3 separate regions of the Mus musculus genome follow, and regions 1 and 2 are each linked to region 3. Evidence: chromatin loops called from intact Hi-C (ENCODE). Cell type or tissue: left cerebral cortex. All regions are shown on one strand. Each heading gives the region's core, and the rest is flanking DNA. Links, peaks and the distances in the headings are about the cores only.

Region 1 (10,390 bases), core at 2,363-7,362, 470 kb before region 3:
ATTGCTGAGCTGTGGGCAGAAGACATGCCTGCTGGACTTACAGTGCACACACCCGCACCTTGCCTGCCACTGGGACACAATGATAAGACAAGTGTACAGAGCTGGGACGGAGGGAAGGCAAGGCTAGAGAAGGCATTCACTGGGACAAAGCCCATCGCAGATAAGACTGTTGCCGAGGGAAGGGAGGAAGGTGTGGCCCGTACAAGTGGCAGTCATTATTGCCTGGAGATGGACAGTCAGACTGGCCAGAGGAAGTGGCCAGTAGCCAAGTTACCTAAACAACTGTGGCATGCAGGAAAGAAGTTACCTCGCCAGCCTTTGCCCTCACCCTGTAGACAGACAGCGATGGCATAGTCCATAGCCCAGCTGACCAGTGCCATGAGGAGCCCCAACAGAACCAGGAAGATCCAGTCTTCACCGACCCTGGACACCAGGAACTTGTGGCAGCGTACAGAACAAACTGGAAGCAAGGAAGGGAAGATGCATAAAGAAGCTGGTCCCAAAGTGTTCCTACTCTGTACCCTGTTTTTCCCCATCGCCCATGGGCAGCTCTAATTGTCTTTGTCTCCCTCAAAATAGAACACCCAGGTCCCTGCCCCAATCTGGATCTTACTGCGACATCTGGCACATCGGCTCTGTCCATATTCTAGGAGCTCTGGGGTAGCCCGGGCAGAAGGGGACCCCTTCCAGGGCTCAGGCCCTCCCAGGCGAATACGAGCAGCTTCCTCTTTGGCAAAGGCCCCGAGTTCCTGAGTGTACCGGCCATACATCTGGAGCAATGGACAGAATGTAGCATGAGCCTGAGTATCTGAGGTGGGGAGACAGAGAGTTCCTGGGTTTTGACCCCACCCCTCGCTCAGCTCCTGCACTGTATACCCCATCTTGAATCCAGTTTATACTCAGGCTCAGAGTGTGGGAACAATGCACAGTGCAGACTGCGGGGGCTGTCCTGGCCAGAGTGATGGAGACAGACAAGGTACAGGGACACAACTCTGGGGGTGGCAGAATAATCGGTCCTCTTCTAGTAAGTCAGGGGTGGAGCAGGAGGGAAGGGTCCAGAGGAGGGAAAAGATGGAAAAACCTGAGGCAGTTTGAAAGTAGGAAGGGGGAAGGTCAGAGGGGCAGTCAAGGGCATATGTACAACAACAAGAACCTGGTAGAGCTGAGGGCAGCGGAGCTGGGCCTAGGAGGTCCCAGCCCCAATCCTTATCACATTCCTGCTGGGCCTTTGGCCTGTGACCAACTCAGCTGCACCCTTCCCACCCACCCTAATCCCCTTGTCCTCATTCTCCACTCCCAAACCCCCATCAGCCTGTCAGCCCAGCAGACACGGAAAGCCTCTTTGGGTGGATAGGCAGTGCTGGGTGGCCTCAGGCCTACTCTGGAACTGCATTTGGGGCCAGTGACAGGTTCAAGGACCACCGAGGCTGGAGATGGCAAGGCTGTGGCTACTAGGCTGATTGATGGGAAGGGAGAGTGTTATGGCTGGACCTGCCAAGCTGGGCGTGTGTTGGGGGGTGGGGAGGAGCAGATTCTGGCTGCCACCCGCGGAGCTTCAGGACACAAAGGGCTCCTGTTGGGGTTGGGGGGGGGGAGGGAAAGATAGAGACACAGGGTGAGACATAGAAGAAAGGGGGGGGCAGGGGGGGGAAGAGGAACTTCAGAGGAAAGGCAGAAAGAAGAGTCAAGGAAAAGCAACATAAGTGTCCAGAGCAGGGAGGAGGAGGAAGAGTGTACAGAGAAACACAGCAGGTGGGAGGAGGTGAGCAAGACAAAAGGGTGGGAGGGGAAGTGGGAGAGGCCAGAGCAGGGAGCGCTTGACCCTGAGAACTCAGTCCACAGGCACAAGGAGATGGAGCAGCCGCTGGTGCAAAAGAGTTACCATTCCATGTTAGATGCCTGGCTTCCATGGCCAAATGCGCCTCTTCTTGACCCGTGGACGGCCAGGATATGGGCCATCTCCAACAAAAGGGCTTGCCTCCACTATCGATTGGCACTGTACTCTCATACCAGTTATTCTGTTTCACAGTCTCTGGTAATTGGGCACCTCTCTGACTCAGTTACAGCCCAGGCCCTCTCCTACAGCTGTTTCTCCCTGTTATCCTCTCGGGCAAATTCCAGCCTAAGGTGATAAAAAAGAAACTACTGGGCCACTTTCTTTCCTTAGGGCTTGGTCCCCCATTCTGGTGAATGGCTTCTCAGCAATGGTGGTCATGAGTCATCTCAAAGCTCAGGACCCCTGCTTCTTATGAGGTCAAGGGACACTCCATGGGCGTGGGTGGTGGTGGTGGGGTACCTGGCTAGATCCAGCTGGAACAAAGGTTTCAGTTCTCACACCCATTCCTGCTTCCTGCATCGGCCCTAAAGCTTCAGTCCCCAGGGTGGCAAAAAGCCACCTAAGCCACCTTTTCCAACAGGGTCTCCTGAGGAGTTCTTGTCAATGTTGGGCTTGAGCTGTTAAAGGCAGGGGTTGGGTTTGATTACTTCCTACTGTCTTTAAGCTAAGCCTGGGACCATGTACACAGCAGGGACCCAGGAGGGTGTTGAAAGTAGATAGACATGTGGATCAAGTTCAATAGTATAGATGGTGTTCAGAAAGAGCACTGGGCTGCTGTAACTTGGACTCAAGTGGTAAGTGAAGAAAACAAAAACGTGTATGCAGAAGTGGGTAAGAGAAAGGACACCTGGGCCAAGCACCTGGTGTCATTGTCTTCTGCAGGCCACCAGTCTCAGCCAGAAACCAGCAAGCAGCTTTCCAACACTCTGAACCCACAGCCTGGCGGATCCCGAACCTCAGTTTCCATAGCTGAGAAAGGCTGAGGCCGGGTTAGGGTAGGCCATCTGTCCTCACACTTTCCAGGGCAACCTGCAGCATTGGTCCCGTAGGGCAACCCTTGGGTTTCACTTACCAGGGTCTGCTCGTACTGCAGCGCTCGAGGCTCCATCCCTTCCCCCGCCGCCGCCGCCGCGGCCGCCGCAGCCGTTGCAGCCGCCATCTCGGTGCACTGTCCTCTTGCCTCCCTCTGCTTCTCGGCCTTGACTCAGCTCCCGGCCCGCTGAGCCCGCGCCCGCACCCGTCCCGTCCCCTCAGCCCAGGCGGCCGAGTGCAGAGTGCGACGGGTCCCCGGGCGCGCGCCGCAGGCTCAGCCTCCCGCTAGCGTCTCCTCCTCGGCGGGCGGGCCGAGGGCGGTGCCCTGCTTTGCTGCTCCGCCCCGGCCCATCTGCAGGGGCGTCCCTGCCCGGCCGGGGTCTGCATTGGGGCCGCCTCCTGGTGTCCGGAGAGGCGGCAGGGGGCGCTTGAAACACGATCTCGCACCCCTTCGCCACGGAGGCCCGGGATTAACCCAGCGCCCTGAGGGTGCGGGGGCCGGGCGGGGGCGGGTCTGCTGGCACGTGGAAGGGACGGGCTCTCCCGCGGCTGCAGCGTTGTGCGGGAGGGGCTGGAGATGTGGGGACTCTTGAACTGGGGTAGGGGGCTACTGACAAAAGCTAATTCGGGCTCTCTAAGCCAGACCGGACAGGGGCAGCCTCTGCTTCACACTTTCAGGCGGCTCAGACGCATCTGGGAGGATGCCCGAGAGCCGGCTCCCTCCTTGCCTCCCTTTCTCCTTCCTTTCCTCCGGGTTCCCCCGGGAAGGTGCACCTGGAATGGCTAGGCCTGGAAAGAGGGGCGGAGGTGGAGGTGGGAGGGGACGGGAAGGGGTGAGGCCCGAGGGAAGGGAGCTATTGGTGCGGGGGAGGCCGCTCCTGGGAGGCGGGTGTGTGTGTGTGTGTGGGGGGGGGGGGGAGCAGAGGTCGCTCCTCCCAGGCACCGCTTAAGGGGGAATTTGAGTAGCTGCTGACGCCCTGAGGAAACGGCCTACTGAGGCTCCACATTGTCTTTCGGGGTCCTGGGAAGGACAAGAAGAAGGTGTCGAGGGCACAAAGAGGATGGGCAGCGTTAGGTTGGAGCCACTGGAGAGGACAGTGTCCAGAAATCTGTGGAGAAAGAATAGTACCAGGATGAAGACTCATTCAAGAAACAAGAGGGTGCCCAGCACAGGGGCTGTAATGAGAGGAGGTAGCACCTAGAAAGAAGGTATTGCGAGCTGTCGCCTCCCAGTGAAAGGCGCACTTCAGTGTCCAGAAGAGGGTGGTATAGTGGGGTGACAGGCAGTACCAAGTTCAGTTGGCAGTGTTCTAGGGGATCAGTGTGAGGCTAGTGCCAAGCAGGGCCAAGGGAAGACGGGAGTGGCGAGGAGGTGAAGCCCCAGGGGAGGGCACAATGCGGGCTTTCCTTTCCCCGAGAGTGACATCATGGCAAATTCCCAAACCGGACGCACCCGGCTCCGGTGATGTCTAGCTGGTCCGAGCCAGCTCGCACCAGCTTTGGGGATCTTGGTGACAGTCTGAGGGGCTGGGCACCGGGTCCTGGAGGGCTGGTGCTCTGCGGGCGGGGTTCTGCTCCACCTGCCTGCAGCGCGGACTGTGCCCTCGGCCGGCACGCGGACTTCAGGGAAGGGCTAGGGCCGGGCTTCTCTGGGCCAAGGATCAAGGTTCCTGGCTGGGTTAGGCCCCCAAGCTTTCCACGCTTTGGGATCCACAGTCTGAAGAGGGCGCCGTCGAGCCGGGCGCAGCGCGGTACCCCGTCGGAGGTGGGACTTAATCTGTCCCCGCCTTGGACGGAGTCACCGAGTTTTGAGACTCGCCCACAAGGCCCGAGCACCTCGGAGGTGGCCCTTCCCGGCGGAAGTGAAGAAGCCCCGAGAAGGAGGCAGCGGAAGTGGCTGCGTGACTGCAGCCCGTGCGCACGCGCCCTCGGCCTCGTTGCCGCTTTTGGGGCGGTACTCTGCCCTGTCTTACTTTTCTCCACGTGAGGGGGTGCGCGAATCCCCAGTGGTGGCCGCGCGCTCACATCCTCTGCAGCTTTCGTGCCCTTCGCGATGGCGGGCATCCTGTTCGAGGATATTTTCGATGTGAAAGACATCGACCCAGAAGGCAAGAAATTTGACCGAGGTAAGCGGTGTCGGGGCGGTAGGAGGGAAGTGGCCAACATGCCCACCCACCCCAAGTGGCTGGCCCGCCCCACCCTCTCGGTACCTCCCTCAGGAAACAGTTTTTTTTTTTTTTTCGTGAATGAGAAACTTGAGACAGCTTTTTCTATTATATTTGCGGTGCCTGGTGCCCGGTGGGTGGCCCTTAGCTGGGTGCTGGCATACCCCTGGGAACCTTTCTAACTCCCTACACAGTTATTATGTGCTCTACCGTGCTCTGAACTTTATTCTTGGAAAAAGTAGATGGTGCCTTATCTCTTTTGTTACCCCAGGTCTTGCAGCGAGTTACCTACCTGCCTTCCTAACCAATAATTTTGTATTAGCCTAAGAACAAGTTAGCTCTTTCCGAAGCTCTCTGAATTTCATTCAGTTGACCGCTTGGTGTATTTATTTTCCCAACGATCCGGAAGTTGTTTCTTCTTGGTGTCGCTTAGCCTGGAGGCAAATGTCTTAAGACAGATGTCAGTTTTGAATACATCCCTCAGATTCCCTCAGCAGTGTCTCCTGCTAGAAAGAGGAAGTCTCAGGACCAGTGAGACTCTAGTCTAAATCATCCAGGCGTTTTTAGTTAGAGCCTGGAGACTGGCCACTGCTGGAGGAGCTTTGCCGCTTGCTTGGGACCCTGTCACTTGCTGAGGTTACTGCCTTCTTCCCTCTTGTGAATCTGATTCTGATTGCAGTTGTGGGAGGCTGGTGGGTGTGTGCATGTTAGATGATTTGATCTCTTGCATTTGACCCCAAGCTGGCATCGATAGACTTTGTAATCATGTCTGTCATGCACTCTTCCCCAGTATCCCGGCTGCACTGTGAGAGTGAATCTTTCAAGATGGACCTCATCTTAGATGTAAACATTCAGATTTACCCTGTGGACTTAGGTAAGTATTGAATACGGGCAATGGCAAGAGGATTTTGGTCTTAGGTGTCTACTTCTTTACCCTGATGTTGCTGCTCTATTCAGGTGACAAGTTCCGGTTGGTTATAGCTAGTACTTTGTATGAAGATGGTACCTTGGATGATGGTGAATACAACCCCACAGATGACAGGCCTTCCAGGTGAGGTAGCAGTAAACAAGTGACTAAGATAAGAATATAGTGCAGAGAAAGTATAATATGTAGATTATGGATATACATATGTATAACTATATGTTATAGAAAATTTGATTTCTTGGATACAATATGTATTATATACTATGCACATTACATGACAATGTATAACATAAGTTATATAATGTTATATATTAGATATAATATATAACATGTATGTTATAGTATATAATAACATATGTTAATACTATATATAAGTAACTATGATGAGAATGTAATGAAGTAATATAATATATAATTTATTTATATATTATATATAATGTTGTACATTACATATAATATATAGTACATATTATATATTACATATAATGTTATATAACATATGTTCTATATTATGTATATATTATAAAGAAAGAAAAACGTAAGTATATAGGAAAGTCTTTACTTCTAGAGATAAATGATTGCTGTCAGTGGAATCTGAATTACCTTAAAGGCATTGCTGCAATTAGAGTTCGGACAACTAGCTGGGCAGTGGTGGCACACGCCTTTAATTCCAGCATAAGCACTTGGGAGGCAGAAGCAGGCAGATTTCTGTTCAAGGCCAGCCTGGTCTACAGAGTGAGTTCCAGGACAGCTAGGGCTATACAGAGAAACCCTGTCTCAAAAAAAAAACCAAAAAAACAAAAAACAACAAAAAAAAAGAATTCAGACAACTAGACCTGGATGTGATGGCTTTTGTCTATAATCCAGGATTCAGGAGACGGTTCACGAGTTCAAGAAAATGTTTGGCCTCATATCAAGTCTGAGGCTAGCCTTGGCTACATGAGACCTTGTGTCTAAAAAAATTGAAAAAAATTCAGATGACTAGTTTTATTCATTACTGAGAGCAGTGATCATAAGCTTGTGAATTGCATCTATTTATTTATGTGGGACAGGGTCTTCTCACTTTGTAGAGACCTGGTTGACCTGGTCTGTAGATCAGGCTGGCCTTGCACTTAGAGTCACATCTACCTCCTCTGCCTCAGTGCTGGAATTAAGGTTATGTGCCGCCTTTGGTTCAGGGTTAGGTCTTTAAGGCTGAGGAAAGGATTACATAGTAACTTAGGTCTTGTGAGGGAGCTTGGTGTGATAGAAAGACTATGGAGTAGTAGGTCTGGTGACCAGCACCCTTAGTCCCTGCACTTGGGAAACAGAAGCACAAGTCTGTCTGACTGTGAGTTTGAGGCCAGTTGGAATAGGGCTAAAAGGCCACGACTCAACCTGAGTTTTCAGTTCAAAGCCTTCTGTCTCCTCATCAATGAAATACAGATGGTCATGTGTACCTCACAGAATTTCTGTGGGGGCCAAGGAAGGTCATGGTTCTGCATGTGTACCTCATCAGTCTCCATTTCTAAAGTTCCCGTAGACTCTTACTATGAAGAGTGACCAGTCTGTTGTTTGTAGGGCTGACCAGTTTGAGTATGTCATGTATGGGAAAGTGTACAGGATCGAAGGGGATGAGACCTCCACTGAAGCAGCCACACGCCTGTAAGTAACACTGTCTAGGAAAAGTCTTTTCCCTCCCTGCTCTGAGGTTGGGCCAGGCTTTTACTTCTGTGTTGCCGCCCTCTCCCCACCCCCACCCCCCTTTGTTTCTAGTATTCCAAACCTAGGTGGAAGAATTTGTCTTGGGAACAGTTTCCAGCCTGTATGTGGGTCACTCAGCGGCACCATAGTCAGGGTTTTCAAGACCCTGTAGTCCAGAGGAGGCACGAGCTATCTTGCTTTGTGAAGGACAACAGAGCATCTTGCTGGAGAACACGTGCACTATGCATAATCAGGCCTTTTTTGTTTGTTTGTTTGTTTGTTTGTTTGTTTGTTTTGGTTAAGTATGTATTGCTTCTCTGTAGCCCAACCCTTGGATCTTTGGTTTCCCTGCCTGAATTTTTTTTCCCCTTTTCTTTAAAATGATGTTTAAAAAGTGTGGTTGTCAGAAACTTGAAGCACAGAAAAAGAACAAAATGAGAAGAAGAACAATAGTCACCTAGGGAATCTTTTAGATAAAGAGTTTGAGTAGCTGCTGTGGTGGCAGATATCTGTAATTCAGCATTGGAGAGACAGAGGCAGGTGGATTTCTGTGCATTCCAGGCCAGCCTGGTCTACAGAGTGAGTTCCAGGCCAGCCAGGGTTACATAGTGAGACCCTGTTATTTTAAAAACAGAAACAAACAAAGAGTTTAAATAGTTTTTTTTTAAGTGTTTACTTTTCTCTTTAAGACCCTTTACAATATTTTTCTTATTAGTTGAAAGCTCCCCAAACTTTTTTTTTTTTTTTGAGACAAGGTAGCCTGGACTGGGACTGACCCAGGCTGCCTTTGGACTCAGGAGATCCACTTTATTGCCTCCTGCTGCTGGGATTAAAGGCATGAGCCGTTCTCTTGGCTCCTTAGCATTTTCAAAAATGTATTTATTGTATGTGTGTGTGTATCATGTGCAGGCATGAGTCCACCAAGGTCAGAAGAGGAATTAAAGTGGTTATGAGATGCTGTGTGGTGCTGGGAAGTGAACCCAGGTTTTCTGCATTTTGCAAGAACACCTAGTGATCTTCCGGTTGAGCCATCTCTGCAGCTCCTACCTAAACAGTCTAGTAGCTGTATAACGTTGCAGAGAATGGTGACATCTTCATTTGTATGTCTCCTAGCTCTGGACTTAATGCACATGTCTACATGCATTCATTTCTCTCCTAATCTTTGGTTCCCGGTGACAGAATACTAGGCCTTTTTAAACCATGGGTGGGAGCTGCTGGGAAGCAGCTGCTGTAGAGTTTAGGCTCAGGACAAGGGCCTTCTCTTTCAGCTCTGCGTACGTGTCCTATGGGGGCCTGCTCATGAGGCTTCAGGGTGATGCCAACAACCTGCATGGATTTGAGGTGGACTCCAGAGTTTATCTGCTGATGAAGAAGCTGGCCTTCTGAACTTCGTGGGAAACCAGACTTGCTGCTTAGTCACTCATGTCATGGACACTGTTCAAGGCTGTGTAGAAGCTGTCGGTGTTAGCCTGTAAAAGGGGCGGAACTCTGTCCACTGTGGGGACGTCTTCAGTTTGTCTGAATGCAGTGGAAAACCGACTCTCCCTCTCGGAAGGCCGAGAGGGAGAACTTAGCATGAACCTGAAGTTGTATATGATTTTTTTTATTAAAGTTTTCTTTTTCAGACTCTTCTCCATTGTCATTGCGGGTTGGGGAATCCAAGGTTTTGCTTTTTCTGTTTTGGCCACACTGGCCTTGAACTTGATTTTCTTCCTGCCGCCATCCTTCCCCCCTCCCCCCCAAGTTCTAGGATTGCATCACACCTAGCAATACATCACACATAGGCAAATCTCTGTCTCTGTCTCTCTGTCTCTGTCTCCCTTTCGATTTCCTTCTACTTCACCCTACCGCTGTGGTGTGTGTGTGTGTGTGTGTGTGTGTTAAACTTCCATCACCTGAATCCTGGGAATTGAACTCCGATTGTCAAGAGCAGCTTCTTTACCTACTGAGCCTTTTTGCTGGCCTCCAGTTGTGCCTTGATGGCCTGGGTTTGTCACAGGAGCTGGTTTCCCTGCTGGGATGCCTGGGCTGTTTCCTTCCCCATCTCTTTTGGTCTTTACCAGAGGTGTTAGAAATAGTGTTTAGAGAAATGGGCTGAAAATGAGTGGCCTCAGCAGGGAGGAGCAAAGGTGTTTTTTCAGTTTCCACAGTAGGGTGTGTGGGTGTGATGAATTGGGGGATGGGAGGAATCCTGTAATCATATCATGGAGTCAGTGCTTGTCCGGTTGAAGGAAGATGGATTAGGTTACACTGGAAGATCCTTATCAGAAATAGTGATACAACGCCACTGTCACTGCCCTGGCAAAGAAAGAGCGACTTGAAAAGTGTTCTGCTTACAAGCACTTTTTTTTTCCTTCATACATTTATTTTGTCTTATTGTATGTGTGTGTCAGGGAGAAGGTAATTTTCAGGCTTGGTGTCAGCCTTCTTTACCCACTGAGCCATCTGGTGAGCATGCTCTTCGTGTGTGTGTGTGTGTGTGTGTGTGTGTGTGTGTGTGTGTATGTGTGTTGGGGAAGAAATGATGGCATCAGCTACACAGAATGATTGGGTTTAGGCTTTTGGCTTTGGTTTTGAGAGGGCAGGGATGGATCCAAGGCTTACTAGGCAAGCAAGTGTGGCATCACTCAGCTGGATCTTCAGGCAAGGTTTAAAAAAAATTTTTTTAGAGGTGGAGTCTGAGGTGTCAACTGTCTGAAACTTGTTATATAGCCAAGGGTGACCTTGAACTTGTGATCCTCCTGCCTC
Region 2 (10,390 bases), core at 1,890-6,889, 490 kb before region 3:
TTTGTTGTCAGAGATATATTTGTTTTGAGATAGGGTCTTACATAGCTCAGGCTGCCCTCTATTTCCTAGTAGCCAAAGATGACCTTAAACTTCTGACCTTCTGCCTTCACCTCCCAAGTACTAGCATCCTGTGTCAGTTGTCACAAGACTTGGTTTATGTGGTGCTAGGGACCAAACAGTGCTTTCTTTTTGTTGTTGTTGTTTTTTTGTTTTTTGAGACAGGGTTTCTCTGTATAGCCCTGGCTGTCCTGGAACTCACTTTGTAGACCTGGCTGGCCTTGAACTCAGAAATCTGTCTGCCTCTGTCTCCCAAGTGCTGGGATTAAAGGCGTGCGCCACCACTGCCCGGCCAAACAGTGCTTTCTTGAATGGTAGGCAAGCACTATACCAACTGAGCTACAGTCCCTGGCACCCTTGCTAGATTTTAGGACCAGATATGTGCAGGCAAAGCCCAGGGAAGAGTTGATGGTGATCCTGAGAACTGGAGAATGGTTTTGACTAAATCTGAAGTTAGAAAACAAACCTGGATGTGAGGAAGAGAATGTATTGCCTTGGCTTTGGTGATGCTGAGTGTGTGGCTCTGGCAGGCAGTCTAGAAAGATCTGGACATATATCTAAAGACACACGGAGGAGCGGGGGAAAAACTTTAAGGCCATGTCTGCCTTAGCTGTCTCCCTTCTCCTTTCCTTCCTCCCCTGTCTTTTTTGGTTTTGTTTTTCTTTTTGAAGGACAGAGTTTCTCTGTGCAGCCCTGGCTGTCCTGGCATTTGCTCTGTAGACCAGGCTGACCTCGAACAGAGACCCACCTGCCTCTGCCTCGTGAGTGCTGGCATTAAAGTCATGCGCACCACCAGGCCCATCCTTTTCTCAGAGGCTCTCTGCTCCACATTTCTTCTTTTCTTCATTTGTCTCCTTCCCTATTGGGAGCTGGGAAGATGGAGACGCAGCTCTTCTTTTGTTCTCTTGGGCCTGAGTCTCCATTGCCCCCTAGGAAGATAGTTTGTGGACTCCAGCTTCTTAGCCCTTTCTGCATGCCACTGTGCCACTCTCCCACATATAGGACATACATGACATGCCATCCTAGCATTCTTCCAAGCTACCAGTGGGGCCTTGGCTTAGGCAGGAGCATGTTGGAAAGAAGGTTGTTTGTGTCAGGGCCACTAACCTGACTGTGTTACTCAAGGTGAATGTTGGAGACACAGTCGCGATGCTGCCCAAGTCCCGGAGAGCTCTAACCATCCAGGAGATCGCTGCACTGGCCAGATCGTCCCTGCATGGTATGTACCCCATGTCTGTTTCTCTGCCCACTTTGTCCATCCTTCCTTCTTTTCCTCATGTCTTGTGGGACTGATTACTGTGGGAATATTTCCTGTGGGAATTCTGGGGGATTTCTTTTTTGCAAATCAATCCTAACCCTTCCTCCTCCTACCCAAAGGACATAGAGAGACTTTGTAACCCTCTCCATTTACTTCCATACTGGCTATTCCCTAACCCTTGCCCTCAACCCAACTTCTCTCTCCCACCTCCAGGTATTTCCCAGGTAGTGAAGGACCACGTGACCAAGCCCACAGCCATGGCCCAGGGCCGTGTGGCTCACCTTATTGAATGGAAGGGCTGGAGCAAGCCTAGTGACTCACCGGCTGCTCTGGAATCAGCCTTTTCCTCCTATTCAGACCTCAGTGAGGGTGAACAAGAGGCTCGCTTTGCAGCAGGTAGGTAGCAGATTTATCATAGGGCTGCTGCCTCTCATCTCACTGGATCTGGCACTGGGGCTGGAGTTCTTCCATACACCTCTCCCTGCCCAGAGACCTCAAGGACATCTCCTGTCTGCAAAGCCAGGAGATAGTTTAGCTCCTGTGTATGTCAGTCAACACTGTGTCTCTCTGATAGGAGTGGCCGAGCAGTTTGCTATTGCAGAAGCCAAGCTCCGGGCATGGTCTTCAGTGGATGGTGATGACTCCACCGATGATTCTTACGACGAGGACTTTACTGGGGGAATTGACACAGGTGAGGAGTGTTTGATCTTGCCACTTGGGGTGAACTTGCCTGGTAGGTGTGATTCACTCTGAGACTCCCAGAGCAACTTAAGTCTTCCAGACAGGAGGAAAGAGACTATCCAGGCTGACCTTGACACCTCGAGGACAAAGATCACCAGCTATACTCAGGTGGGAAAACAGCACTTTGAAATGGAACAGCTCTTTTCTATAGGTGCTGAGCCTGCTCTCTTCTCTGTGTGTAGTGAGCCTTGCAGTTCTCAGAATAAAGAAGAAACAGCTCAGGGAACTTGGTGCCTCTTGCGTACCCCCTACTACCTTCTTGCTTCCAAGAGAATCTGTGGTACCCTTGCCTTACCTCTTTGAGGAGGCTTCGGTTGGCTGTGGCCACACAGATGATCTGGCAGCACGGTACCCAGCACCTCACAGGGCAGCAATCCCAAGCAAACAGGAAGGCCTGCTGGGCCTGGACTCCACAGGATGCTGGCTCCAGCTCAGCATCTTTGTATTCCAGCCTGTGGGTCTTGCTTTGGGCCAGTGCTTGCAGAAAGGGACCCTGGGGGCCTTGCAGCTGTGCTCAGCTGCTCTTTCATCTTCCGTTCCTCGGACTGTGTGGCCAGCTTTCCCTGCAGCTTCTGGTGGCTGGCCTCACAGGACCCCTGCCCCCAGTGCCTGACTCTTTGCCTTTGAAGATCACCTACTAGTTCCTACTCCTCTGGCCAATTAACAAGGTTTTCAAGGCCAAGCCTGCATTGAAAGCAGGCACAGAGCTGCTGCTGTCGTCCAGAGGGGATTGAGTTGAATGCTTAAGGCCAAGGTGGAATCATCAGTATATTATGATTTTGGGGGGGTGTCTTAATTTTTTTGTTTGTTTGTTTTTTTGAGACAGGGTTTCTCTGTATAGCCCTGGCTGTCCTGGAACTCACTCTGTAGACCAGGCTGGCCTCAAACTCAGAAATCCGCCTGCCTCTACCTCCTGAGTGCTGAGATTAAAGGTGTGCGCCACCACTGCCCAGCCTACGCTTGGCTTTTTATTTTGTTTTTGAGAAAGGGTCTTACTAGCCCAGGCTAACCTCGAACATTTATTGAACGTCTGTGTATAATCTTTGAACACATTTTTAAAACTGCACAGCTTTTTCTGGTGGGGACAGCCCTTGGTAGGATGCCCCACTTAGTGAGCAGAGCAAAGGCAATTTAGCCTTTACTGCTTTGGGTAATGAGCAACCATTATATTGATATGATTATATTGATATGGTCTTGCATTGATTGCTTGCCTCTTCTTGATCTAATACTGTAAAGTAGATATTAGAATTTCTAATTCGCCGGGCGTGGTGGCGCACGCCTTTAATCACAGCACTTGGGAGGCAGAGGCAGGCGGATTTCTGAGTTTGAGGCCAGCCTGGTCTACAGAGCGAGTTCCAGGACAGCCAGGGCTATACAGAGAAACCCTGTCTCGAAAAACAAAAACAAAACAAACCAAACAAAAAAAGAATTTCTAATTCACCATGAAAGGAGCTGCGGTATCAAAGATCAAAGACTTGTTCAGGTTACCCAGTTCCTACTGACTCCCCTAATGACCCCTCCCCACAGCTATAAGGGTAGGTGTGGGAGTCTGTGATTATGTGGTTTCCACATTGACCTACTGAAATGGAGCCAGCAAAGCTGTTTTTTTTTTTTTCTTCCCTTCACAGACATGGCTGGGCCTCTGGGGTCCCACCTCCAGGACCTCTTCACAGGTCGTCGATTCTCCAGGCCTGTGCGCCAGGGCTCTGTGGAGCCAGAGAGCGACTGTTCACAGACCGTGTCCCCAGATACCCTGTGCTCTAGTCTGTGCAGCCTGGAGGATGGGTTACTGGGCTCCCCAGCCAGGATGACCTCCCAGCTGTTGGGTGAAGAGCTGCTCCTTGCCAGGCTGCCCCCCAGCCGGGAAAGTGCCTTCCGCAGCCTGGGTCCTTTGGAGGCCCAGGACTCCCTTTACAACTCACCGCTCTCAGAATCCTGCCTTTCCCCTGCCGAGGAGGAGCCTGATTCCTGTAAGGACTGCCAGCTGCTCTGCCCGCTGCCCACAGGCAGCTGGGAAAGACAGCAGCAAGTCTCTGATGTGGCCTCTTCTGGGGTGGTATCCTTAGATGAGGATGAGGTGGACCAGTGATCCAGACATGCCCGGTGGGGGCGTGTCTCCCCAGGCTGCTGCCTGGGGCAGAGCCTCTGTGGCCAAATGTGGGCTCTGAAGCTTTCAGAGGGCTTCTGGGAGCACTCACTTCTCCATTGTGTGTTTTGCATGAAAGTGTTTGGAGAGGAGGCAGGGGCCAGGCTAGGGGCGCATGTCCTGCTTCCACTCATGGGGTTTGCCGGGGCTTGCCCGGGGCCCCTGGGGCATGGCTACAGCTGTGGCAGACAGTGACGTTCATGTTTCTTGAATCCAAAATGCCACATTTCCTCCTGGGATGTGAACCTGAGAGGGTTGTGGCTGGGCTGAGGAGGTGGAAATGGAGGAAGCCTGGCCACACACCCTCCCCCCTCCCCCACGCCCCTCTCCTCTGCTTTTCTCTTCATCCGAGTCCATGTGCAGTGCGTGACTGAACCACCACCTGTGGGGCTGGCTCCTGCCCTCCTGGAGTCTACAGATTGAGCCATCCCCTAAGGGTCCCCTTTGCCCAGCTGGGCTCTGCTGTGCTTCACCCCTCCATTGTGTCTAAACCTTTTTTTTTTCCCCTAAAGACAGGGGGTTTCTGGTCTGTTCTTTGAGCCGATCTTCTTTGGGAGGCACTGGAAAAGATGAAAGAGTGTGCCCTTGCCCCCTTCGCTGCTCCTCCACCCTGGCCCTTTCCCAGCATGGCAAGGTTGTGCGAGCACATGCAGAGACTCAGTAGGGCGGAACTGGAAAAAGTAAGGGCTCTGCTTGTTACAGAGCTGGGAGGGCCTTGTCCTTTCATCGAGGACCACAAGGGGGCAACCCGGGGAGCCAGATTTGTGCCAATGAATGGACAGTCATGAGGGAGTAGCTGTCCTTGGGGGAGGAAAGAGGGTAGTGCTTTTCTTGGCTGAATGGAAGGCTGTAGCCACAGTGATAGGGGGCCCTGTCCCAGGCAGGGCGTTGCTGATCAGCCAGTGGAGGCCGCTGGCAGATTGCGAGGACACTGGGGTTGGTAAGTGGCAGCAGAATGAATCTCAGAGGCTTGGGCAACAGGTAAGAGGATCCAAGGTGAAAATATGAGCCAACAGCACAAGTGTTCTATACATGAGTGGCTAATTAGGTGTTTATTCTATTTATTGTTTTATTAAATTAATATAAAAATCTTTGTAAATTTCTATATACATCTTGTCATTGGAGGCTCCAGTATAAACCCAGTTTAGTTCTGCCCTTTTCTCAAAGATGGGGCAGGGGCCATAGAACCCCACCTCATCCCGCCAGGACACTTGATGATCCCCCAGCAGTTAGGGTGGCCTTGGGTTCCAGTTTCTGGTCACTGCTGCTTGCAGAAGGAATACAGGCCATCCGTAAGGGGTTCACTGGCACTTGTCATCACTGTCGGAGGGGGTACCCTCTCGTGGGAGGCCGTGGCGGGATCTTGGCCCCCAGAGCGCATGCACCTCAGTGGTCTCTGTGTCACTGCTGCTGGTGGCACTGTCCCGGAAACTGGCGAGGGGTGGCCTGACTTTAACACCCTGTGCTGTGACAGAGCCTTCAATGGCCTTCCGGAGCTGGAAAGGTAAGAGTCAGATGTGTGCCTCAGACTCCTCCCCAGCACATCCCCTGGGGGAGCCAGACAGCTCTGATGCTATTTGGAAGTGTAAGTGGCTTTGGCCATGTCACCTCACCTCCTTTAGGGTGACAATCCCAATGAGTCTGCCAATGCTGGTGACATAAGCATGGTCCACTCCCAGCAATGAGAAGATGGTGTGGGTCTGCAGAACAGAGAGCAGAAAAACTTGCCTTGATATCCAAGGGAATAGCTCAGAATCACAAGCCAAAGGGGTCTAGGGCAAACTGGGGATATGACAGTGGGAGGGACTGCTGGAGGGACATTTGAGCTCTGAGAATATTTCTGTGTCCCAAAGCTTAGAACCCAAAGTCTCAAGGTTGCTTGTATCTATCACGCTTTCCTAAGCCATCAGATGTGACCACCAGGCTTCAGACTTTATCAACAGTTTCCATTTGCTGTCTTGAAAACAGCTCTTGGCATTTCCTGGAACTGGTTATCTACTGTTTGGGGTACACTTATGAGCCTCTCGGCATAACAGGTGATTCAAGATGGGTGGTCCCAAGTGCCTTACATACTTTATTATTATTCTAAATTATAGGAAGGACAAGACACAGCATACTTAAGAGTCTCAGTGTTGGTGGTTCTGGGGACTGAAGCTAGGGTGTCAAATAGGCTGGGTAAGGCTCCTACCCACTGGGCGGTAGCTCCAGTAGTAGTTCACTACTTAGCCCAGGCTGTCCTTGAACTTACTATACTGCTTTTGCCTCAGCCTCCTAAGTACTGGATTAGATGTGTGTGCCACCACACCCATCTTAGAAATTCAGTCTTTGAAGTCATGTTTCTTCAGTATCTGTAATTGTCAGGTAGTTAGCAATCTCTCGTTATATAACGAACCTTACACCCTACGTGCAACAAATGAACCCTATGAGCAACAAATTAGCCTTAATTTCCTTGTCTTCCCTTGGAGGAAGCATCTTTACTGCAAGATCTCCTAGCTTAAGGTCCTGTAATCCTCCCCACCTCCTCTGCAGGAGCTATTAAACAGTTCCGTTTTCCTGTTCATGCCAAATCAGTGACCTAGCAGGCTACATGCTTTTCGGTCTGTGTACAACTTGTGGCTGGCAGTCCCCACGATGCACTGCTCCACTTGTGCCGTCCTGCCCAGCTCTGCCTCACTATGCTCTGGACTGAGAATGGAATGAGTTTTCTTATTTTCTGCTTCTCCAGCTGGGCTCTGCCATTCTAGGGCTTTTCCAAACCTGAGTAGCACCAGGATTCCATAAAGTGGCCAAGCTTTTGGAGGGAAGGGCTCACATATCTGGGTGGTCTTGAACTTGCTATATGGATGGATGACGGCCATCTAATCCTCTATCTCTTGAGGGTCGGGGACTACCAGCATGCTGAGTTTATGACATTCCGACTTATGGCCCTCGGAAAGTGACCCTCCTGACCTTAAAACAGATCACTGCTTACTGCTTTCTTAGTAGATTCTAATTTAGAAATAGCTGTAGTGGGGCAGTGGTGCCACACACCTTTAATCCCAGCACTTGGGAGGCAGAGACAGGCAGATTTCTGAGTTAGAGGCCAGCCTGGTCTACAGAGTGAGTCCCAGGACAGCCAGGGCAACATGAGTAACCCTGTCTCAGAAAAATGAAACAAAGAATTGAAGCTGTAGAATTCTGGTCTTTTACGTTATCATTCCCATCCTTTGTACTTGTGTTAGTGGTTCCTAGGGGGCTTCTTGCCTTCCTGTGGTAGTTTAAGTTTATAACAAACACCTACTTTGTTCTTTTCAATTTTAATTTAATTGGACACCAGGGAGCCTGTTGGCGGGCGGGAGGGCCCACATTATGTGGGCCTGGGAACTGACAGGGAGGACAACGGAGCCTTCTGAAAGAATTCTGAGAGCCTCGCCAGAAGAGCTGGGTCTTGGGCCTGACTGAGAGACTTATGCAGGCAAATGACTTGCTTACTGCATGACCACAGAGTTTTAGGTCGGACTGTCTCTGGGTCCAGGCTCAGCGTGGCTACTTAATTTCTTTATCCAATTTTATTTTACAATTTCCTCTTCTATAATAATGGGAATGTCACACCAGGTAGCGGTGGTGCATGGCTTTAATCCCGGCATTTGGGAGTGACAGACAGGTGGATCTCTGTGTTCTTTCATGCTGTGTTAGTTGCTTATGGTGGCCGGCCCAGTGTGAGGTTTACAGACTGTGGAGTTGTATTACTGGTCTACAGAGTGAGTTCCAGGACAGCCAGGGCTACAGAGAAACCCTGTCTCAAAAAAAAAAAAGTCATAACATTGGAATGTCACGTCACCCATTGGCTAGTGTGGCTGTGAGAACTAAATTACCCTAATGAAGACCTTAGCACAGTGCTGGGCATGTAGCAAGCACTTAGCAAGCCATCATGACCATTCTGTATGACAGACAATCAAGGGAATCATAGCAGGGTGTGACGGTGTGTGCCTGTAGTTTCCTGAGAGACCATGGGCAAACTGTCACAGTTGGAGGCCGGCTTGTGCTATATGAGATCCTATCTCTGAAAAAGAAAGACAACAGATGGCTGCTGACTGGGAAAACCTGAGGTCTGGGGAAGCCAGGCTCTAAGTACCTTCTCACCCATCTCTTCCTCTTCCGCCCTAGTATGGCAGTTCCTCTCTCATTTGATCTGAGGTCTCTATCTGAAAGTCTCCACAAGTTCCTTTTGCTGTTTTTGTTTTGTTTTGTTGGTTTTTGAGACAGGATTTCTTTGTGTAGCCCTGGCTGTCCTTGAAATTGCTCTGTAGACTTGGCTGGCCTTGAACTCAGAGAGATCTGCCTACCTCTCCAGGGATTAAAGAGGTGGGCCACCACCGCCCAGCTGTTTTGTTTTTCTTTTGTCTCCTTCCCATCTTGGCTCCTGCTTGTATGTGTTTGGTATGCTGACTTTATAGCAACAGTTTGTATCTACACCAACCTTTCACTCTTGTCTACCTACCAATGGAGGCTTCCACATTAAGTCTGTTAAAAATGGGATTAAAGCACTCCTTGGCTTTGGTTGGGCAGCCCACATTCCCCGGCTTTACATGGCAGCTCTCAGGTACCCAGTGGTGCCAGCCAGCCCAGCTTTGGGAGTCCATGCCTCCTCCATGTGTGTAGCCCATTTGCCTCCCATCTGTTTGTACATGGCCCTCTTCCTGTTGCCTCCTCTGCTGCGCTATCTTCCTCATCTACCAGTTTTCCCTAGAACTGCTTGCTGTTAGACTCTCTGGGGTCTGACATTCCAAGCACCCTACTGGTGTCTCTCATCTTTGTTTATCTCTTCACTGCAGTGGCCTCATCCTTCTGGACAATTTGTTAGCTTGTTTATTAGATTTTCTTATCTGGCCTGTTTTTCAACCCCTCCCCCTCTTTTTTTTCCAGTGTGGGTGTGTATCAGCCTTGTTGGGCTCTGGCAGCCTCCTGCCTAGCTCTGACCCTGGCCTGGCCTTCTGGCTTCCACCCAGTTCAAGCTGTGTCTTTGTTGCTGCTTTGGTCCAGAATTCCATGGGGTAACTGTGAGCAGAGGAAAATTGATGCCTGGCTCCACCAAGGAGCAGGACAAGGCTAGGGAGTCCTGGCTTACAGACTTACATGGCTGAAAGCAGTACGTTTTACAAACAGCATTGAGTGTACTGTCTCCTACTCTTTCTGACCGCACTGCTCTGAGTCCAGACTTGGGTAGGACTATCACATCTCTTCCTGTCCTACCTTGTGCAAAGAAGTCCGCTCCACCAGCTGGAAGGGGGCAGGGTCGATTTTGCAGTCACTGAAGTTGACTGGCTCATCTAGCTGCTGTTCTTCCCACTCTAAGATCTGAGAAGAGACTGAGAATTAGGGAGAGAGGGAACCCAGAAATTCCACTCTCACCTCCCCGGAAGGCTGGTTTGCCAGCTTTCCTCCCAAGATGATAACACACCCAGAAAGAAACCCTCTAGAGTCTAATGGCATCTTACCTCCTCAGGACTCATCTCGGCTTCCGGGTCTGAGTCACTCTAGGAGGGAGACAGGAAGGTGGATGTACCCCTGGCTCTGGGAGGTCTGTCCCACCTAGAAGCCCAGCCCTCCCCGCCTGGTGCTCCTGGGCTGCAGGGGGAGGGGCACACGTACCGCCAGGGAGATTCGGACCCGCTTCAGCTTGCGCTTGTCACAGGATTCTGACTTTTCCAACTTGGTCAGAGCCAAAGCAGAGAGGAGTTGAGGTTATAGGGAGAGGGGATGTGAAGGATGGGATGGAGCCCAGGAGGAAGGGCATGCTGCAGGGGCAGAGCTGACAGCAGAGCAGGAAGCAGGTCGAGTGGAAGAGTCATCGTAGGGTTAACTGGGAGAATCAGAAGGGGAGCTGGGCAGGCAGGAGAGGGCAGCATCCGGGCTACTCACTTCTGATGTTGCCTCCAGAGGTGGACTGCCACAGAAGAGGCTTCTGAGGGCAATGCCTGCTGACTCCATGTTGCCTGTGTTCCAAACCCAAGGTCCAGAGGGACAAGGGAGATAGGGGTAAAGTGCAGAAGGCAAGGGGAGAGGTTTTCCCCACTCTTCCCTGTCTGCCTGGGTAGCCTCATCCAGCTGCAGTGTGGCTCAGGCTCTGTCTGAGCTGGAGGAGAAATGGCTCACCTGTGGTACCTTCCTGCAGGCTTGTACTGTTGCTGGGCCCTCTCTTTAGAGCA
Region 3 (10,390 bases), core at 2,424-7,423:
CCAAAGATACTTGAGTAGACAGACACAGTTTCCTCGTCTTATATAACAGTGAAAATGCTTTTTTTTTTTTAAATTGGCAAAGCATATCACAGCTTATCTAGTCCAATTCTTCAACTGATAGAAAAAGAGGGTTCTAAAAACAGCTGGGCAAAAATAGAAATATTATAAATGGCATCACATTTTTTACTTAGAGGGCAAGCTTGCTCTCAGAGTCTGTGTAAATGCTTCTGGGAGTGGAACTGCAGCTTGTGAACAATTAGCCGCCATGAAAGCCTTACCCACAGGAAGCGACTAAACAGCTCACTGACAAAATCACTCAGCTTTTGACTGATCTGTTAGGAAATCACAGCTTGACTGGACGCTTAGTTATATCAAGCCCTGCGCTCAGCAAGACACACTATTCCTCGGGTTTCATCCTTGCCACAAACCTAAAGGCAGCTACTGTGAGTGTCCCAGTTATAAAAATGAAGCTACGAGTTTGCGAAGGTTAACAAAGGATGCAGTCATCATTAGCTGTCTCTCTGTCTCTCTGTCTGTCTGTCTGTCTGTGTGTTTGTTTGTTTTTGAAATAGGGTCTCATGCAGTTCAGCCTGGAATTAAAGTCCTGATCTACCTCCATGGTACTAGGATTGCAAAGTTGTGCCACCGCACCTCATTCAGCATCGAGGACAATGTTATAAACTGCAAAATCACACACAACAAAATTTCTCATGTAATGTGATTAATATCACTATGGCTTAGATTCTTTGTTTGATTAGGAGTGAAGTGATGAATTTCACTTGTGTAGTGACTCAAAAATCCTGAAATTCTTAATTACAGGAATAAGAGAGAGAATTACTTAGTGTGAATATTAGGTTATGAGCAGATATTAGCAGCCGTGGAGGTCGCTGAGGACTCCATCATCAGAATTAGGCCCCACCCCTCATTTACCTGGTACCCCTAGAAAGGGAAGTTTCACCATTGCCCCACCCTAAGATTAAGACACAGGGGCTGGAGGGATGGCTCAGAGGTTAAGAGCACTGACTATTCCTCCAGAAGTCCTGAGTTCAGCTCCCAGAAATCACATGTGGCTCACAACTATGTATAGTGGGATCTGATGCCCCCTTCTGGCCTGCCGGTGTGTGTACAAATAGAGCACTCATACATAAAGTGCATAAAAAATAAGTCTTTTTAAAAAAAGATTTAAGATACAATATGACAATAGAGGACTTTGTTGAGTTGCTGAAGAACTACTTCAGGCTGGGGTGATGGGTTTGTGTCTGTGTTTCTTGGGAAACTGTGACCCGTCACCAGAAACCACCCAGACAACCCACAGAGTTCAGTGTGTGGCAGACATCTGTAATCCCAGCACTCCTTCCCTGAGACGGGAGGTGGAGACAGGAGAAGAATCATCCAGAAGCCGAGAACCAGATAGCTTGAAGTCAACTACTCAGCAGCAGAAGCAAAAGAGACCCTGCCTCAACAGGGTGGAAGGTGAGAATATTCCTTACTTCCTCAAACATTCTGTGCTACACACACACACACACACACACACACACACACAGTACATTAACATTAAGCTTGAAAAAAAAAAGTTTAAGGAAAACTTCCTCTTGGTCAAAAGAATTTGAGTTCTACCTTTGCCTCCAGGCAGAAACTTGACATCCTAAACTTACCACAACAATACACCCTACCATCTCCTTCCTTAACAATTAGTCCAACTGAACCTGCCAAGCACTTGACTGAGAGAGCATCCCTCAGAAAAGCTGATTTACCATACACATGCTAGGGATATGAGAGGAGTAATTATCCCTTTGTTGACACAATGCACTTCCAGGAGACCTCCCTCTGGGCAGCTGCTTACAGATCTTCACCTGGCCTCAACTCCTCTGCTCCTAAAAGAAACTCCGAGTCAGCTTCCCTCACTTCCTCTCACTAAGAAGAAAGCAATCCCAGAAAGCTAAGGCTCTTTCCCATAGATCCACTGGAGCCAAGACTGTGTCCAATTAAGCCACTCATCGGGCAGGCCCCTGTGTGACCAGAGTCAAAAAAAAACAACGAACTCTATATTCTCTGAGGCCAGCTCCCAGTGAGATGAGAATAATGACTTCTCAAGACCCCGTGAAAGTTTGTGAAGCAGTCTCACTAGGGGGTGCTGTGAAGACCTTCAGATCCTTCTGTAACATAATTTTTTTTTTTTTTTAGATTTATTTATTATATGTAAGTACACTGTAGCTGTCTTCAGACACTCCAGAAGAGGGAGTCAGATCTCCTTAAGGATGGTTGTGAGCCACCATGTGGTTGCTGGGATTTGAACTCCGGACCTTCGGAAGAGCAGTCGGGTGCTCTTATCCACTGAGCCATCTCACCAGCCCACATAATTTTTTCTTAAAGAAAAAGAGAGAGAGAGAGAGAGAGAGAGAGAGAGAGAGAGAGAGAGAATCTTAGTCACCTGCTGTTTGTGCATCTGAAAGCTGACTTGTCATCTTGAAACCTTGTAGGCTAAACTCATAGAGGGTTTGGCAGGGAAGGAGCTTGTTTGAAGTGATAGAGTTGGGAGGCTGATTTTCCTGGGAAACTTGGTCACTTCAGAAGGAAAGGGTGTGACATAATGCCTTTTTAAGGAAAAGAAAACAAAATTACAAGACTCTGCTGACTTGTACAAAGTCTTCTTTACTCTGCCATTCTAGGTACAACTGTGGGGTCTTCAGGCCAGTATTTCTGATAGACACTCACTCAGTACCTCCTGGTAGTGACTGAAGACCCCATTTCACCTGCACCCCTAGCCAGTTAACCATTCAAGAGAAAGAAGTACCCAGATGTACTTAGATGAAGTTTGGTAAGATGTATCCCAACCGCTGAGCCCATGAGTAGCCTCTGTCAGTACATTGTAGCCATGGTTCTATCATGCAGGTGCCTGAGTATCCAAAACACTGGCTGATGTCCCCACCCTGGTCATTTTATCTGCTCTTTCTGCACAACACAGATGCTTAACTGTCTCCTCTGATACTTTGTGTATAGTAGGGAGTTTGCCTTGGTCTCTCCAGGCTGCTCCTGAGCTAGGCTGATACAGTTTTCACTTGGCAAGCACACACAGGGCTGCAAAGCTCAAGTCCTTCTCCCTCTGTCATCTGGCTGGATAGGGGCTCATCAGCCAACAGCATAAAATGAGGGTAGGGTACTAGAAGGATGGCAGATACACCTATATTTGGTAAACTGTGTCATTCTAAGCTTACCTCGAACCATCAATGGATGTGATGAACTTACCAATTAGTAGATCTCATCAGTCACAGCTTCCAATGGATAATTTTGGCTAGATGGTCATTTGGTTCAAGGTCAAAATTTTCACTTTGTTTTACTTTATTGGATTCATATATTATTTAGTAAGGGCAGGGGGCATACATGTTCCATGACATGTGTGGAGGTCAGAGGGCAAACTGCTGGGGCAGTTTTCTTCTATCATGTGGCTCCTGGGTACTGAACTCAAGCCATCCATGTTGATATCAGCAGCTGCTAAGCAACCTTGTTGGCAGCTTGCTTTATTTTTGACACACAGGTCTCCTCCATAGATGGCTTGCTTGCTGGGTAGGGGTGGGTCTCAGTGTGAGGCTCCCCTAGAGCTTACCCTCTGCAGACATCTTTGCCCACCATTGAGCACCTCAGTGCTCTAGTGTCTGTTGGGTCTAGGTTCAGCTAACAGAGCTGTTTGGAGACCCTAAGAGAGGGCAGTCCAGACAGCAAAGCTCTTGTGAATGCAGATGGAGAAAGAGAGAAAAAAAAAAAGAAAAAAGAAAATGGAGCTGCTCTCTGCTGGATCCTCATGCCATTTAACCTTTTTATTTTTACATTTTATCACCTTTATTTGAGGGTTGTTTTGTTTTGAGCCAGGATCGGCTGGATGGCCTGGAACTCACCTTAGACTTGTTGTGACCCTCCTGTCTCTGCCTTTCAGGTGTTGAGATTGCAGGTCTGGGTTATCACACCTGGCTTATTTTGGGCCTTTTTTTCCCCCATATCTGCTCAATGGCAAGTTTCTTCAGGGCAGAATCGGAATTCCAGCTCCTCTGCCTACTACTATTTGAGCCTAGACAACGCACTTTCCACCTGTGAGGCTTATTGTCCTCCCTTAAGAAGCTGGGACAATAATTAGCCCACAGTGCAGTGGTGAGCAGTCACAGGGCCGTCTCCAGAGCCATGCTCATTCTTCTCGCCTCTGACCCTCTAACAAAAGCTCCCGGACTCCAGTCTCAGCACCGAGTAAATCTGCTAATGTGCCAGTGGGTATAGACGAATGCATGTAGCCCTCGGGGGAGCATGTGGTTAACACGTGTGCATTTTAATGGGGGTTCTTTTACAGCGGTTCTAATGCTCCGTGGATTGTCTGGGGCCGTGAGGGTTGTTCTCTCAAGTTGTAAACTCGCTGCTACTGGTTCCGCCTTCTTCTGAGTCTGCTCTACAAGGAGTTGGGGGTGTGGTGCATGCGCAGGGTATGCACGCACTGTTTATTTGGAAAAGCTTGATTACGTTTGGAATCACCTAGGAGACACATTTTGAGATTTGTGAGGGTGTTTCTAGAGAGGTTTAAGTGAGGAGGAAACACACTGGTTGTGGGTAGCACCATCAAATGGACAATGGTCCCAGACCAAATAAAAAGGGGAAAGAGGGGCTGGAGAGAGATGGCTCAGTGGTTAAGAGCACTGACTGCTCTTCCAGAGGCCCTGAGTTCAATTCCCAGCAACCACATGGTGGCTCACAACCATCTGTAATGGGATCTGATACCCTCTTCTGGTGTGTCTGAAGACAGCTGTAGTGTACTCATATACATAAAATAAATAATTGGGTTTTTTTTAAAAGGGGCAGGGGAAGCTGAGCATCTTTCTCTGCTTCCTGACTGCAGATGTGATGTGAACAGGTGTCTCACACTTCCTCAGCTGTGTCTTTGCTGCCATCACGGACTGCACTACTCAAACAGAGCCAAAATAAGAGTTTCCTCTGTGGGTCACATCTACGAAAGAAAATAATACAGTATATATTGTTCACTCGATGTGTGCATGTAGTTTATATGGTGCACACATGTGCATAAGTGTGGTATGTGCACAAATGTACAGGAACAGGAAAGAGCAAGCCTCCTGGGCTGCCTCTCTGAATTCTCAACCCCCCTTTCAACTTCCCGTGGACAGTACCCATGCCCTGACCTTTGTGTGTTAACAGTAGCTTACAGCTTTATGCTCACTGAAGGTGGAGCTCGCTCTGCAAGGACTGAGAGAAGAAGAAAAAAAGCAGTGAGGCTAAGAGCAGCAGGAACAGTTTCCTTGCAGCAGTGTTCTAGTGCCCTCTAGTGAATTTTCTCTGAATTTCTCATGGCTTCTAGTGGCTTTGAATCCAAACAGTTCTACCCACCAGCGGTTAGTCCTTCCTCTCCTGGCAACTAGTGGGACTCAATAGACCCGAGCCTGCAAGAAGCTATGTGGAGGGCTGATGTGGGGGAAGCAGACTTGTCATTCTCTTGGCAGAAGAAATGCTTCAACCTCATCTCTGTAGAAAGAAAAGGAAGAAATAAATATTTACATGGTCAGATATTTTTAGAAGCGGTTTGTTGAAAAAAAATGCAGTAAAATATGAAAGAAAAGGGTGGGAGCTGGGGGATGGCTCACACTGCTCATGCAGGAGATCAAAGTACAGTTCTGACCACTCTTGTTGGGCAGCTACAACTGACTCTTTAGGGCTCTATAGGCACCTGAACGCATCATGTGTACCCCCATGAAAACCTCAGCAGGGACGGGAGTGTAGAGCCCAGCCTAGCACCCCACACCCAGGAAAGTTGCCATGCCCATGGAGCCAGAGGCCAGAGTTCCTGTGAGTGAAGACAGTCTTCAGTGATTTGCATGAGATTTCTAAATGGAATATGACTAAGGTTATGGACACCTAGCTTAATTTGGAAGTGTGTTATTCTTGAGACCCCTGGATCACAATTCCCTCACTTTTATCCCTCAACAGCTGAGTGACCATGAATGTCATCTACCTGTTGGTCCTGTGAGTGGGCAGAGGCAGGAGATACATGAGGTGAAGGGGAGGAGGAGGGGGGGGCATCCTCAGCTCTGCTCCTACCAGGTAATACCAAGAAAAAACAGGGCTGTCTTTGTGAATGTGTAAATGTGCACCAGCTCACCCCAGACATGCCATGCAGACCTGGAACCAACCTCCTAAGTCCTGCTGCTGCTGTCAGGGTTTATTATGGAAAGAGGCAAGATCACACTTTCTTCTAGGGAGCAAAGTAAGGGTCATGGCCACTGTTGAGGTGGGTACTATGGGAACCCCCATTACAGAGAAGGAAACTCTTTTTTTTTTTTTTAATTTATTTATTATATATAAGTTCACTGTAGCTGTCTTCAGACACTCCAGAAGAGGGAGTCAGATCTCGTTACGGATGGTTGTGAGCCACCATGTGGTTGCTGGGATTTGAACTCTGGACCTTCGGAAGAACAGTCGGGTGCTCTTACCCACTGAGCCATCTCACCAGCCCGAGAAGGAAACTCTTAAGTGAGCATGCCTAAAGCCCCTGGAAGCCAAGTACAGGACTGGAGTTAGAAAGCAGAACTGTCTCCTGGAATACTCAAGACAAACCACCACCAGCTAAGACAGAAAATACTCCTGACAAGTCACTGTGTTCTTTCTATTGGTCCCCGCACCTTTCCTGTCTCCCCACAGCCACGGCTATGAATCCAGTTTGTTACTGCAGACACGTTTACTGTTACTGCTGCAACCCAGCGTGCTTCTGGACCTTCCACAGATACTATTGCCCAACGGAAATCCTCCGGCAAAGTCCTCTTTTCTCTGAAGTGTTCTCGGCGTAAGTTGACCCACTTGAGGGTTGTCAGTGTTTGCTGTTATCTTCACTTTGTGATGCTTTGGGTACCTGCTCAACTTCTGAGCTAAGCCTCCAGCTCGTTGATGGTTTTTCTGAAGCCGTGACCTGTTTAAGGACCTTCAAGTGGCTGGCAGGACTTCGTTTGCCGATAACGCCGCTACATAGGCAAGCACCCTGGGCCATGCAAGAGCTTCACACAGGTACACATCCAGGAGTTCTCTCTGGGTTTGCAATTTACTCTCATGTCAGCAGCATGTCAATTCTGCTGGTCCACACTCTCTCAATACTGACAGATCACGTAGACAAGCCAAACCCTTTACACTGCTTAATAGCTCCTTGTGGTTACAAAACAAAATAAAACAAAACAAAAACAAACAAACAAACAAAAACGCTGGAGAACGGTGGCACAGGGAATCACGTGTGGGCTCTGTTTTGGGTAATCCCAGGCTCAGCAAGGTCCAGATGGAGGTGACTGTGCTGCTGTTGATAGTGCACCATATCCTGTGTAAAACATGACATAGGGGACAAAAGGGAGCAGGGCACCTTTGGAAAGACTCATTGGCCAACTCAACCAACAACCTGCTCCAAGGCATCATCCGTTTGTCTTTAACCTTTATCTGACTGGTGGTGAGTAAGGAGTCTGGACTGGGTTTGCCTACGGTGGTTGCAGTTCAAGCCGGTTAGTCCGGTATAATTATCACTAGCATCTCCTTTGACTCTTTGAGTGTTCAGGCTTGAAAGATGATTTATATAAGTTGTCCGCTAGAGATGGGGCAGTTCAGCTCAATGCCTCATCCAGCGATGCTTTGCTGGGGTTCATGTCGATCTGATGGTCTCACGGAGCCCACGGATGCAAAGCACAAAAGATATAAGCTGGAGTCTTCGGAACTTCCCACCGCTGGAAAGGCCAGGCGCCATTACTGTGGATTCCAGCCATGCTTTCTTTCTAGTCTCTTCTCCTGCACCCAGGATTCCACCCTACTCTGGGTCTCCTCAAAGCAAAATGCATCCTAGTCCCCAAACAGAGCTCCTTGCCAATTCTGTCCTGAGAGCAATTCCTGTGTGAACTGTGCAAGGGACGGTCAAGCTCTGTGACACCTGGAATAACAAAAGGATCCTTTGTGAGAAGTGGGCTCCAGCCGACCGCATGCAGATGGCTGGGCATCCTCTGACACATTCCTTTCTACACACCCACCCCTACCCTGTGCATGCCCCATCCATTCAGTTCAAGACAATCTGGAATCCTCAGAAACAATCAGGCTATTTGATCAACCTGAAGAGGAAGGTCAGGGTGGCCTTCCAGCATCAAAACTTCCAGAAGGAATGACATGACACAATGGGAGATGTGTGGGAGTCTGTTCCGTGTGTCAGCATTCCATGGTCCCCTTCTAGTGTTGTGTGTTCATGGAACAAAGGCTCGTCCTTAGAAATAAATCCACAAAAGATTTCCAGTTAGGCAGCCTCAGAAAGCTACGCTCTTACTTTGACGAGCAGGTCCGTTGAGAATTTTTCTTGCTAGTGAAGTTTCAAGACTCTTCTGTGGGTCATCAACTCTCAAAAAGAGAAACCCCTTGAACCTTTACTGATCTAACCTCTCCTGATGTTGTACTGTTTGCTTTTAAGGCTCTTGAAGAGAGAGGGATGGGTGCACACACATGAGCAGTGTATGTATCCATATGCACATATATGTATGCTCCGTGTCACCATAATTACTCTCTCAGGAACAGTGGCAACACTTTACTATTTTTGATATTTCCTTTCATGTTCTAGTTGTTCAATACTTTATTTTTACATAAATAGGCGAATCCATCTTCCAGTTGTGGGGGTTGCGCCCCAGAATAGACTGGCCAGGGAACTCAAAAGATACTGTTGTCTCCTTTTGCTATCTCCATTTCAAACAAGTTTCTTTTGTGTTTGGAGGAGGTGGGCAATGCCTAAATAAAACACTTCAGTTTGGGGGAGGGGGCAACTCAAAGGTCTTTCCCCTGCGTCCCTCCATCACTCTTAAGGCTGTGCAGTAGGGTAAGGCTGGGACACAAATGGCTAAGAATGGGCTAACTTTGGTTGGGCCTGAGCTGCCTATGTTTGGGGATCAGGCTGTGATTATGTAGTTGATAAAGGAGAGACTGCTTTGAACAGAGGGAAACAGTAGCCATGATACTCAGAGCTAATGGTCCATAGGTGCTATTATTAGCTCCATTTTCTGGGACAGAAAACTAAGGCTTAAGGAGATAGCATGACTTATTTAAGGTTGCATTAATAATGAGTAAAGGCATATAAGCCCACTTAATTTGGCTGCAGAGCCCACATTATTCTTGTGGAGTTTGAAGTTCCCGAATGTTGAAACAGGATCTTGCTGTGTAGCCATGGCTGGCCTAGTTCTCACTGTCCAGTCCTGGATAGTCTCAGACTCAAGGCAATCTTGTTGTCTCAGCCTCTCAAACACTGGGATTACAGACCTGAGTCACCACTCCCGGCTAAGTCATCTGTAGCAGGTAGTTTCTATTACCCTGCTTTACGCTCTGGGCAGACCAGATGAAGAACACACATATACACACTATTTTATTTTTAATATGCATTTAGCTCAATGGCCAGGCTCTTCTAAGTCTTCCTTGGCTAGTGTGCCTTTCTTTTCACTACAGCTCAACACCTCCAAATCTACCTTCAGCTTAGTTGCCCCATTATCTACTCCTGCTCAGCACCCTAAATCTGCCCTCAGTTTAGTTGTGTTTCTAATCGCCCATCTGGTACTCCAGGCTGAGTCAGGTAGGTTGCCAATGGCCACTCCACCAAAGATCTCATATGGCTGGTGGCTCTCTCTCTCTCCCTCCAAAGCATGGTGAATCCTTTCCTCCTTCTGCATCGACTAACCTGCCTGCAGGAATCCAGAAGTCCCGTCTCTTCTGCCCAGCCATTGGCAACTAGTATCTTTTTTGACCAATCAAGAGCCAATTAGGGAACAGGATCTTCAGCGTTCACATACAGATCCCCAGTCAGAGCATCAGCATCACCTCCTACAGTCAGCACTCCTGGCTGGGCCCACATCTCTATGAACTACCTACCCAAGAAGGAATAGATAGGTGACTTGTAGGGACAATTCATTTGATCACTGTGGTAGTTTGAATAAGAAATTCCCCCCACAATCTTAGCCCTTTGAACACTTGATCTGCAGTTTTTCTGCTTGGGATAGTTTAGGAAATATGGCCTTTCAGAATGAAGTATGCCATTGAGATATACTCAGAGGAAAGAGTCCTACCTACTGCCAGTTCTCTCTCTCTCTCTCTCTCTCTCTGCTTCCAAATGTGAGCTCTTGATTTCCTGTTCCTTTCTGCTGCCATGTCCGCCTGCCCACCATAAGGGTCCTTATCTTTCTGGAACCATAAGGCCAGATAAACTCTTTCTTCTGTAAGTTGACTTTATCGCGGTATTTTATCACAGCAATGGAGAAATGACTAATGTAGTCACAAAAGCTAACTTGACAACAGCTAAGCACTTAGGATTAGTTAAAACAAAATCACAATCCACATACAAGAGAGAAGGACT

The links. Peaks named below come from ENCODE experiments on the same cell type or tissue, not always from the same donor. Only the 100,000 strongest peaks of a DNase experiment are listed, where the experiment ranks them.
Region 1: a loop joins it to region 3, with 8 times the contacts of the local background. A loop is called at or near these places in 15 of 42 quality-filtered maps.
Region 2: it touches region 3 in a loop (4-fold over the local background); 9 of 42 quality-filtered maps call a loop at or near these places.

The regions. Positions count from the first base shown.
Region 1 is chr16:20,713,000-20,723,389 of GRCm38, forward strand. Clcn2 (chloride channel, voltage-sensitive 2) reads right to left here and starts at 3,637. Exons shown (of 24, transcript NM_009900.2): 1 at 2,910-3,637; 2 at 614-770; 3 at 329-460; 4 at 1-9. The coding sequence starts at 2,996. Polr2h (polymerase (RNA) II (DNA directed) polypeptide H) reads left to right here and starts at 4,827. Exons shown (of 5, transcript NM_145632.2): 1 at 4,827-4,995; 2 at 5,825-5,908; 3 at 5,992-6,085; 4 at 7,520-7,603; 5 at 8,911-9,266. The coding sequence starts at 4,923. The coding sequence ends at 9,028. In left cerebral cortex, for the core only: CTCF peaks have their summits at 3,289 (motif pointing left), 4,601 (motif pointing right) and 4,800; DNase peaks (open chromatin) are centred at 2,769, 3,217, 3,355 and 4,718; H3K4me3 peaks cover 3,773 bases; H3K27ac peaks cover 3,394 bases.
Region 2 is chr16:20,697,740-20,708,129 of GRCm38, forward strand. It overlaps Fam131a (family with sequence similarity 131, member A), which reads left to right. Exons shown (of 6, transcript NM_133778.2): 3 at 1,183-1,276; 4 at 1,529-1,711; 5 at 1,890-2,006; 6 at 3,685-5,297. The coding sequence ends at 4,145. Clcn2 (chloride channel, voltage-sensitive 2) reads right to left here. Exons shown (of 24, transcript NM_009900.2): 18 at 10,338-10,390; 19 at 10,104-10,177; 20 at 9,834-9,893; 21 at 9,680-9,718; 22 at 9,435-9,539; 23 at 5,816-5,902; 24 at 5,227-5,698. The coding sequence ends at 5,504. Among named protein-coding and RNA genes, the nearest start is that of Fam131a, 7.9 kb to the left of the region's middle. In left cerebral cortex, for the core only: a CTCF peak has its summit at 4,931 (motif pointing right); DNase peaks (open chromatin) are centred at 2,527, 4,006, 4,940, 5,709 and 3 more places; H3K27ac peaks cover 2,289 bases.
Region 3 is chr16:21,187,472-21,197,861 of GRCm38, forward strand. No RefSeq gene overlaps it. Among named protein-coding and RNA genes, the nearest start is that of Ephb3, 12 kb to the right of the region's middle. In left cerebral cortex, for the core only: a CTCF peak has its summit at 5,313 (motif pointing left); a DNase peak (open chromatin) is centred at 5,313.